Linked DNA regions of Homo sapiens: region 2 is linked to region 1. A link is an interaction called in ENCODE POLR2A ChIA-PET data of the cell type or tissue named here. Cell type or tissue: IMR-90. All regions are shown on one strand. Links, peaks and the distances in the headings refer to the core of each region. The heading gives the core; the rest is flanking DNA. Region 1 overlaps DIAPH2 (diaphanous related formin 2). Region 2 overlaps DIAPH2 (diaphanous related formin 2).

Region 1 (5,386 bases), core at 327-5,326:
TGAGCTCTCTTTCTTTCTTTTTTTTTTTTTTTTAATTATACTTTAAGTTCTGGAGTACACTTGTAGAATGTGCAGTTTTGTTACATAGGTATACACGTGCCATGGTAGTTTGCTGCACCCATCAACCCATCATCTATTTCTCCTAATGGTATCTTTCTTTCTTTTCTGCTATGCCAAGGGTCTTAATGCTGAAAGCTATGGGAAGCCCATGAATGTTTATAAACTGGAAAATGATGTACATAGTCAGGATTCTTAGATCATTTTGTTTTTGTTTTGTTTTGTTTTTTTGTTTTTGTTTTGTTTTTGTTTGAGACAGGGTCTCACTCTGTCACCCATGATGGAGTGCAGTGCCATGATCTCAGCTCACTGTAACCTCCCAGCCAGAAAGGTCATTTTGACAGAAGCAGAAAGAATGTATTAGAAGGGGAAAGCCCTAAGAAAATAGAGGTTATGAGGATATTGTCATAGTCCTGACAAGAGATGATGGTGGCCTGAACTAATACAGTGACAGTGAGATTTAAAAAGCAACAAGAGGTGTATTAGTCAGAGTTCTTTTGAGAAACAGAACTAGTAAGATGTGTGTGTACACAAACACATATACACACACAGATTTATTTTATGGAATTGGCTCAAGTGATTATAGAAGCTGGCAAGTTTAAAATCTGCAAGGCAGGAGGACAGGCTAGAGACCCAGAGGAAAGCCAATGTTACAGTTCAAGTCTGAAAACTATCTGCTGCAGAATTCTCTCTTGCTTGGGGGATGTCGGTGTTTTTGTTCTAGTCAGGCCCTCAACTGATTGGATGAGGCCCACTCACATCATGAGGTACAAACCGCTTTACCCAAAGTTCACTGATTTAAATGTTGATCTCATCCAAAAACACCCTCACAGAAACTACCAAAATAATGTTTGACCAAATATCTGGACATTGTGGCCCAGCCAAGTTGACATATAAAATTAACGATCATGAGAGGGTGTTAAAGGACAGAATTGACAGGTGCTGATGATTGATTGGATGTGTAAATCAAAGGAGGCAAGTGTTAAAGAAGATGGTATGCTTCACAGAGAAAGCAAACTCAGGAATAGAGCACATTTTCTCAGGAGAGTTACAATGACTAATATCATTTTAAACATGTTTAGTTCCACCTTGTAAAGATGGAAAATGTCTAAGAAGCCATTGTATATGTGATTGTGAAACTCAGGAAAGAAGTCTAAACTAACCATATCGGCTTGGGGATCATTGGTTTTTATTTGAACATTAAAGTTACAGTGTACTAGTTTGCCAGGGCTGCCATAAGAAAATGCCACAAGCTAAGTAGCTTAGAACAACAGATACATGTTGTCTGACAGTTCTGGAGGCTAGAAGTCCAAGATCAAGGTGTCAGCAGGGTCATGCTCCTTTTGAAGAGTCTACGGTAGGATCTGTGTCAGACCTCTCTCCTAGATTCTAGTAGTTTTCTGCTTTGTCACAGCATAACTTCAACCTTCAAATGGCATTCTCCCTGTGTGCATATCTGTCTTTTCACATGGTGTTTATTTTATAAAAATACCAGTGATATTGAATTAAAGGCCCACCCTACTTTATTTTATTTCTTTAGAGATGGAGTCTCACTCTGTCACCCAGGCTGGAATACAGAGATGTGATCATAGCTCACTGCAGCCTCAAACTCCTAGGCAGAAGCAATCCTCCTCCCTCAGCCTCCCATGTAGCTGGGAATATAGGTGTATGCTAACATGCCCAGCTGCTCTTAGTTACTGTTTTTTTTTCCTAAAATAAATATTTTAGAACAATCACCTCTTAATTACATAGTTCAACTTATAGCATGTGTGTTTGAATGGGATCACCACGGTAAAGTATAAATCAGAGGTTCTGAAACTATTTGATCTCAGAACCCATTTACACTAAAAATCATTGAGGACCCCAAATGCCTTTTGTTTATCTAAGTTGTTTATATTGACATTTATCATCTTAGAGTTGAAACTGAGATAATTTTAAAATTATCGATTGATTCAATTAAAATAACAATAGTAAACCTTTTCATGTTAAAATAAATAACCTTTTAAATGAAAACTACCTATATTTTCCAAAACAAAAAAAGAATTAGAAGAGAAAAAGAATAATGTCATAAATCTCTTCACAGTCTGACTTAATAAGACAGCTTGATTCTCATACCTACTTTTCTATTCAATCTGATTCAATATCATTCTTCATGTAACTTCTGGAAAACTTCACGATACACTCAGGAAAGAATGAGAAATAGAAAGGCAAAAAAGTGTCAGTATTATTATGAAAATAGTTTTCACCTTGCAAATCCCTGAAATGATCTTTCGGGGCCTCCAGGAGTCCCCCGCCACACTCCAGCATTGCTGGAGTGAACAATGAAAAGAGTAAGTGGTTAAAAATGGAGCCTATCGGCCGAGTGCAGAGGCTCACACCTGTAATCCCAGCACTTTGGGTGGCCTAGGCGGGTGGATCATGAGGTCAGGAGTTCAAGACCAGCCTGGCCAAGATGGTGAAACCCCGTCTCTACTAAAAATACAAAAATTAGCTGGGCATGGTGGCAGGTGCCTGTAATCCCAGCTACTCGGGAGGCTGAGGCAGAGAATTGCTTGAACCCGGGGGGCAGAAGTTGCAGTGAGCCGAGATCACGCCACTGCACTCCAGCCTGGGCTACAGAGCGAGACTCTGTCTCAAAAAAAAAAAAAAAAAAAAAGGAGCCTATCCAGTTTTGTTCTGAGAATGTAATCTTTCTCCCACACTACAGCAATTCCTACGCTCCTCCAAGTGTTTATTAACCTTTCACTGTTCTCCTAAAAATGTGTCTATAACAGACAAAGAAAGAAGGGCTTATTTTGATTGTGTCTAGTTGTTATAGGACCAACAAGTTTGTATGCCTGCTGCACAGTAACAGACCAATACCCTGAGACAACTGGGATGCAGCAGAGAAAGACATTAATGATTGCAGGGCACCAAGCAAAGAGATGGGAGGAGACCCTCAAATCCATCCCCTCAAGGAGTTCTGGGCTGGGATGTTTAAGTGGATCTCGGAGAGTAGGGGGCTGGAAAATTGGAGTCATTGATTGACCAGGGCAAGGGGGATGAAATCATCAGGATGTGGAAACTGCATTCTTTGGTGAGTCAGCTTCTTGTGGGATCCTTCAGACCAGCTGACATCAGTAGTTTCATTGGTACACAGCACTGAAAGAATAGCTCCAATGGAAAACTTAATGTTTTATAATGTTCAAGTTGTTATCTACACAGCAGTTAAGGGGAACTATAATCTTGTAACAGGGTCTGTGTGATTTTGAAGCAATAAGTACCGAACAACTATGAGGAAGCAGGTCAAGCCGGTCAGAGAGCAAGCTGACTTAATGATTAACACTGAATCACTGAATGTACCACAAGCTTGGTTTATCTTTTTCCCTGCTTTCTGTCTTTTTTTTTTTTTTTTTTTTTTTTTTTTTGAGACAGGGTCTCACTCTGTTGCCAAGACTGGAGTGCAGTGGCGCAGTCTTGTCTCGCTACAGTCTCTGCCTCCCGGGCTCAAACGATCCTCCCACGTCAGCCTCCCCAGTAACTGGGAATATAGGCACACACCACCATGCCCAGCTAATTTTTGTATTTTTTGTAGGTGTGTGGTTTCGCCATGTTGCCCAGGCTGGTCTTGAACTCCTGAGATTAAGCGATCTGCCTTGGCCTCCCAAAGTACTGGGATTATAGGCGTGAGCTACTGTGCCTGGCCTATTTTCTTTTCTTTTCTTTTCTTTTCTTTTTTTTGAGATGGAGTCTTGCTCTGTTATCAAGGCTGGAGTGCAGTGATGCAATCTCAGCTCACTACAACCTCTGCCTCCTGGGTTCAAGTGATTCTCCTGCCTCAGCCTCCCAAGTAGCTGGGATTACAGGCATGAGCCACCACGCCCGGCCTTGGCCTATTTTCATTTCTTTCTCTCCTTTCTTCCCTGATTAATTTTTAAATTTTTATAGGGATGGTTTCATAGTCTGTATGTATTTTCATTTGCTAATATTTAGTTAATTACCTTTTCAAATGTCATTGAGACCGTAAGATAAATATCCAAATAAGTTTTTATGCATATGCTCAGCTGAGTGATTTGAGCATGAAAAATAAATTTTTAAAAATTGGATTTATTTTTTATGTTTTAGTACCATAGCTCTATTTACGTATCAGTCAAATAGTAAACTACTGTTACCTTCTTGACTCATGGCCCATGTGTTACAAATATTATTATTATTTATTGTAATGTTACTTTATACTTGGACTATATGTGCCTTTGTACTTATAAATATGTTTCAAAAACAGATCCTTCCATTGCAAGTGTGTAGTTTTAATTATGAAAATGAAAAGATGCAGGAAAGAAAGAGTAAGAATAATAGAGTTGGGTGTCTGTCAAGATGGAGCTCACTGTCTGAGTTTCTCAGAGAGTGTCTTATGAAAGATGCTCTTATCAACTAGATGGAAGGCAGTTGTGAGCCTTCTGAGAGCTGGGAGGAATCATGATGGAGACATATCATATGTGAATCCATGGGGCGTGAAAGCCTATGGAAGATGTGAGTGAAGTGTCATCAGAAAGTGATTTATATAACTTTAAATATGTCCAATTAGAACATTGTAATCTTCTCTTCCACCGAAAGAGAGATGATATAGAACATTTCATTGCCATTGCGAGGTATGTAATATATAGTACATAGAGGTATTTCATGCATGGGACCAAAGATACATACCATTGGAACCATAGGATCTTACCTGTAACAAAAGTAGAGAGTTCCCTGGATAAAGTAAGTCACATTGGAAATTACAAATAACTTTTTAAAAAAGTGTACACTTTCCGTAAAGCTTCTATTTCCTATCAATGTAGCAAAGGACAAACACTTCTCCCCCAACCTTTTTTTTTTAACACATCTATTGCTTAGTAGATGTAACTTAGCAAAAGTAAGGTATCTTTATGTGGCATGCAAAATTATATACATTCATCAAGGAGAAATATTTGAGGATTTAATTATTCAGAAAAATAATAGTATAAAGCAAACACAAAGATTATTTCTGTAATCTACATTTGATCAACTGAGCTCAGAATTAAGTAATGATATCATGAAAACCAAGCAGCCAGAGAATTATATCTTTCAAGTTAAATCCATAAAAAAATACCATGTACCAAGGCTATATTTTGAGAGATTTGGAGATCAGAAGGCAAATGCCATGATAAGAAACAGTTTTTTTAATTGTAAAGGAGAAAATAGATATGATTAAATATTAAAGAGACAGGCATTTTATAAACATTAAGTGGTATTACTAAAAATTTAAATTCTGTGTGTTCAGAAGTGAAGATCAGTCTTAGCTCTGCTACCTAGCTTTATGACCTAGTTCTGT
Region 2 (5,386 bases), core at 52-5,051, 65 kb before region 1:
ACATGTGTGTGCCTGAAGGCATACACAAAGAAAACACCAGAAACCATAGCTGACTCTTAGTCACTGGTTTAATATGTACAGTTTTGGAGAGGTCTGGGAGTCTATCTGAATCTACTGATTTTGATTAGTTTTTAAAGAATGAAAAAACAAACAAAAAAAAACCCTTTCACATGAAACCTACCACTCAAAATTTAAGTTGGATTAGAGATAGTGCTTTGAGATTTCCTTCCTGACTAAAAAGTAGGTTGTTGATAGCAAAAGATCTTTTGCAACTCTAGTATTTGCTGTAAACTATGATATATTCCTACAAGTACAAATAGAAATATTTTAACATTTATTCTTAAGTTTATCCCAGTTCTTTTTTTTTTTTTTTTTTTTGAGAGAAGTCTCACTCTTATACCCCAGGTTTGATTGCAATGGCTCAATCTCGGCTCACTTCAACCTCCGCCTCCCAGGTTCAAATGATTCTCCTGCCTCTGCCTCCCAAATAGCTGGGATTAAGTCGCCTGCCACCACGCCCGGCTAATTTTTGTATATTTTAGTAGAGACGGGGTTTCCCCATGTTGGCCAGGCTGGTCTCGATCTGCTGACCTCAGGTGATCCGCCCACCTCAGCCTCCCAAAGTGCTGGGATTATAGGCATGAGCCACCGCACCCAGCCCCTGAGCTTACTTTTTAAGAACTGGCATAGGCCGGGCACAGTAGCTGGGATTACAGGCGTGAGCCACTGTGCCCGCCCTATGCCAGTTCTTAAAAAGTAAGCTTGGCCGGGCGCGGTGGCTCACGCCTGTAATCCCAGCACTTTGGGAGGCCGAGGCGGGCGGATCACGAGGTCAGGAGATCGAGACCATCCTGGCGAACACGGTGAAACCCTGTCTCTACTAAAAATACAAAAAATTAGCCGGGCGTGGTGGCGGGCGCCTGTAGTCCCAGCTACTCTGGAGGCTGAGGCGGGAGAATGGCGTGAACCCGGGAGGCGGAGCTTGCAGTGAGCCGAGATCGCACCATTGCACTCCAGCCTGGGTGACAGAGTGAGACTCCGTCTCAAGAAAAAAAAAAAAAAAAAAAAAGCTCAGGGACCGGGTGCGGTGGCTCATGCCTGTAATCCCAGCACTTTGGGAGGCCGAGGTGGGCGGATCACCTGAGGTCAGGAGTTCGACACCAGCCTGACCAACACGGAGAAACCCCATCTCTACTAAAAATACAAAATTAGCCAGGAGTGGTGGCGCATGCCTGTAATCCCAGCTACTCAGGAGGCTGAGGCAGGAGAATCTCTTGAACCCGGGAGGCAGATGTTGCAGTGAGCCGAGATCACGCCATTGCACCCCAGCCTGGGCAACAGGAGCGAAACTCTGTCTCAAAAAAAAAAAAAAAAAAAAAATAAGTAAGCTCAGAAAAAGAGGCTCTTTATAGGCTAAATCAAATAACTTGTTGAACCTAATTTTTAAATTTGGCTCTTATTTGTGTACTCAGTATTTAGATCTAATTTGACTCTGATAATAACCAACTTTAAGTGAAGCAGCTACCCTTTGGTGCCTACAGATGACTCTCCTTTCAATAAAACATATTTAAATAGATGACAGTGATATTTTCTATGATATTCCCATTCGAGAAGCCCCTTGCTGTGGTTCTGGCAAGGCTTCCACAGCAGGTGATGTGGGGCTCATGAGAGGAGTGCCTTACTTACTCCTATAGAAAGCTATAATAAAAGGAGCAAATAAATACCTCTTGTAGCTAAGAATCTGATGTACCACTTAATATTTTCAGGTGGCAACTGCACTGTCATTTCATATAAAATTCCTTTCATTAGCTATAAAAAACATTGCCTGCCTGCCAGCTGTTTGGAAAGCATCGTAAGATCAGGAAAATGACAAAACAGCCCCTCATTCGCAGTAGATACAATGAACTAGTCAAATAGTACATTTTTAAAATCTATCTTTTGCAAAAAGAATTTTTGCTTTTCATCTCATGCGTTTTTGTTTTTAATGACGGCATCTCAATTTTTGTTCTTGTTTTTTTCTATCTAAGCTAATAAACAGATTGTGATAGTCTGTACTCAAACACAAAGGTTCAAGAGATCTGGAAGAACCTGCATATAGTAGAGTATAAAAGGCCTGTGCAACTTAGACTCAAATGTATCAATGCCTACAGGAAAACACCACAGGTCAGCTCTTTGTATATTCTCTAGTCAGGTAATGATAACCTAAACTATCTCTATGAGACTGCTGAAAAGTTATCGAAGTAAATTATTTTTCTTGTCTTTTTTTTTTGAGATGGAGTCTCTCTTGCTCTATCGCCCAGGCTGGAGTGCAGTGGCATGATCTTGGCTCACTGCAACATCCACCTCCTGGTTCAAGCGATTCTCCTGCCTCAGCCTCTCGAGTAGCTTGGCTTACAGACACCTGCCACCACACCCAGCTAATTTTTGTATTTTTAGTAGAGACGGGGTTTTGCCATGTTGGCCAGGCTGGTCTCAAACTCCTGACCTCAGGTGATCCGCCCACCTCGGCATCCCAAAGTGCTGGGATTACAGGCATGAGCCACCTCACCCGGCCAATAAATTATTTTTCTTAAACATGTATCATTCATCTTAGAGTGTAGAAACATTGACCCTGGTGATGACCATTGTTATTTGTGCACATGGCTGTGGATGAAGAGGTAAATGAACAGCCTCCATTGTCCACTGCCTGCGTGTGGAGGAGGCTCTGTGGTTGGCCTTATGTCTGATGAGTGCAATCTGCATCTGCAACTCTGCTTCTTATAGCCATAATTTGCCTAATAGTATTGCTCAAGGAGAGAAAATACATATCCATATCTTCAGGAATATAGGACCATCTGGTGAGAATTACTTTTAATGGCTACATTGAATATTAGTAGTTGATTGTTAATACAGAGAGTAGGAAGGACATTATAATGCTCAATAGTTGTCCAGTCTGGGCAGTTACTCAGCTGTCTTAGACAAGACCAAGTTTTGCCTTTTTTAGTTTTTCATCTTAATGTTATTTTATTTTATTTTATTTTATTTTATTTTATTTTATTTTATTTTATTTTGAGATGGAGTCTCACTCTGTCGCCCAGGCTGGAGTGCAGTGGTGTGATCTCGGCTCACTGCAAGCTCCGCGTCCCGGGTTCACACCATTCTCCTGCCTCAGCCTCCCGAGTAGCTGGGACTACAGGCGCCCGCCACCGCGCCCAGCTAATTTTTTGTATGTTTAGTAGAGACGGGGTTTCACTGTGTTCGCCAGGATGGTCTCGATCTCCTGACCTCGTGATTCACCTGCCTTGGCCTCCCAAAGTGCTGGGATTACAGGCGTGAGCCACCACGCCCGGCCTAATGTTATTTTAGGTATTTTAGGTGTGGTGCCTAGTTTTCAACTCTTGTTAAATATTTCTTAATGCATAATTCTAAGAGGTTTCATTTAAACTTGATCTACTTTATTTAATCTAAGGCATTTGCAGTATTGTTTCTGTTCTTTAATTTAGTAAAAGGAAAGTTAATTATTGTATTCTTTGGAGTAGGAAGTCTTTGTGAATTTAAATATTTGTCGTATAGAAGTCTAACAAAAAATATTCTTTTTAAAATATGGTCAAATACAAATTGAAAGCAACTATATCTGTAGAAAATTTTTCATAAAAATCATTGACTGAAGGAACAAAAGCATGTCATTGTATATACCAACCCTTCTTTATGCATTATCCACTAAAATGACATTTCAAAAGATTCACAGTGGGTAGCATATGGAATACTCCATAAACACTGATTAGATTTAATAATGTTTGTATCACTGTTTGGGAACATGTACAAGGAATGCGACCGCCATATATTATTAACATCAAAATAACTCAGAAGAAAAGCTCCTAATTAAAGCAGGGTTGGTTTAGAGACTTAGCAAAATTGCAGCCAGAAATAACCACCTACCCACCTGCCCGGGACTTGGGGCTTGCTTTCATGCATGCAAAACAGACTTGATTCTTAGAGCTTCAAGATAGCTGCTATGAAAATTATAATGGGCTGTGACAATACCATTTTCAGCCCGTCCAGTTCTGCACCAAACCTAGTTTCAGAAGGACAACACTACTGCTTGAGTTGAGGTTTCAGCCAAGTAGCATCAAAGGAAAGCAAGTTTGTGGTTTGCAGTTCTGCTGAGCTGCACTCAGTGACTCTGCATGATTGATTAGTATCCTTTTGCTTTGCAAATGTGCATATATTAAGTTCAGCATTGCAGTTTGCAAAGATTCACTCATGGCCTGCCATGGTAATTGATGCACACCTGTCCTAGGGAGCAATGTATGAGTTTTTTTGTGCTTTCACATAAGAAGTCTCTGGAGTATTTTTAATTGGTCATCTCTAGAAGAGGGAAACAGGAGCAGATTAAAAGTATACAGGAAAAGGAGGTTGTTCTACAAGCAGTTTAAAAATCTATTTGAAAAAGATCCCCACCACTTATAAGCTGAATAGTTATAATTAATTTGTATCCCTGCATTCTAAAATAAGAGTACTCAACAGGTTTTATTTTTATGGACAAGTATCTGTGGGCTTAGGAAATTTCTTTCTTTCTTGTCTTTTTTTTGAAGATGGAGTCTCACTCTGTTGCCCAGGCTGGAGTGCAGTGGCGCCATCTCTGCTCACTGCAACCTCCGCCTCCTGGGTTCAAGCAATTCTCCTGCCTCAGCCTCCAAAGTAGCTGGGATTACAGGTGCCTGCCACCCCGCCCGGCTAATTTTTGTATTTTTAGTAGAGACAGGGTTTCACCATGTTGGCCAGGCTGGTCTCAAACTACTGACCTCAGGCAATCCGCCTGCCTCAGCCTCCCAAAGTGCTAGGATTACAGGCATGAGCTACCGCGCCCGGCCTAGGAAATTTCATTGTTATTTATTGTTGTTTTTGTTTTGTTTTTATTTTTGTTTGAGACAGTCTCGCTCTGTCGCCCAGGCTGGATTGCAGTGGCACAGTCTTGGCTCATTGCAACCTCCGCCTCCCCAGTTCAAACAATTCTCATGCCTCAGCCTCCTGAGTAGCTGGAATTACAGGTGCCTGCCACCACACCTGGCTACTGGCTAATTTTTGTATTTTTAGTAGAGACAGGGTTTCGCCATGTTGGCCAGGCTGGGCTCGAACTCCTGACCTCAGGTGATCCACCTGCCTTGGCCTCCCAAAGTGCTGGGAGTACAGGCGCAAGCCACTGCACCTGGCCTAATTTTTGTATTTTTAGTAGAGACGGGGTTTCACCATGTTGGCCAGGCTGGTCTCAAACTCCTGACCTCAGATGATCTGCCCGTTTCTGCCTCCCAAAGTGCTAGGATTACAGGCGTGAGCCACCACACCCAGCCTGTTATATGTTTAACCCTTTTTCCAAGTTGACATTTCCCTGATACTTTGGCTTTTT

The links. Peaks named below come from ENCODE experiments on the same cell type or tissue, not always from the same donor. Only the 100,000 strongest peaks of a DNase experiment are listed, where the experiment ranks them.
Region 2: POLR2A ChIA-PET joins it to region 1 with 6 read pairs; 3 of 35 experiments call an interaction of 5 or more read pairs at or near these places.

What each region holds. Positions count from the first base shown.
Region 1 is chrX:97,386,774-97,392,159 of GRCh38, forward strand. All of the region lies in intron 25 of DIAPH2 (diaphanous related formin 2), which reads left to right. Among named protein-coding and RNA genes, the nearest start is that of DIAPH2-AS1, 180 kb to the right of the region's middle. In IMR-90, for the core only: no CTCF peak of the experiment used is centred there; a DNase peak (open chromatin) is centred at 3,138; H3K27ac peaks cover 1,214 bases.
Region 2 is chrX:97,322,546-97,327,931 of GRCh38, forward strand. The region is part of intron 23 of DIAPH2 (diaphanous related formin 2); the gene reads left to right. Among named protein-coding and RNA genes, the nearest start is that of DIAPH2-AS1, 240 kb to the right of the region's middle. In IMR-90, for the core only: no CTCF peak of the experiment used is centred there; no DNase peak of the experiment used is centred there.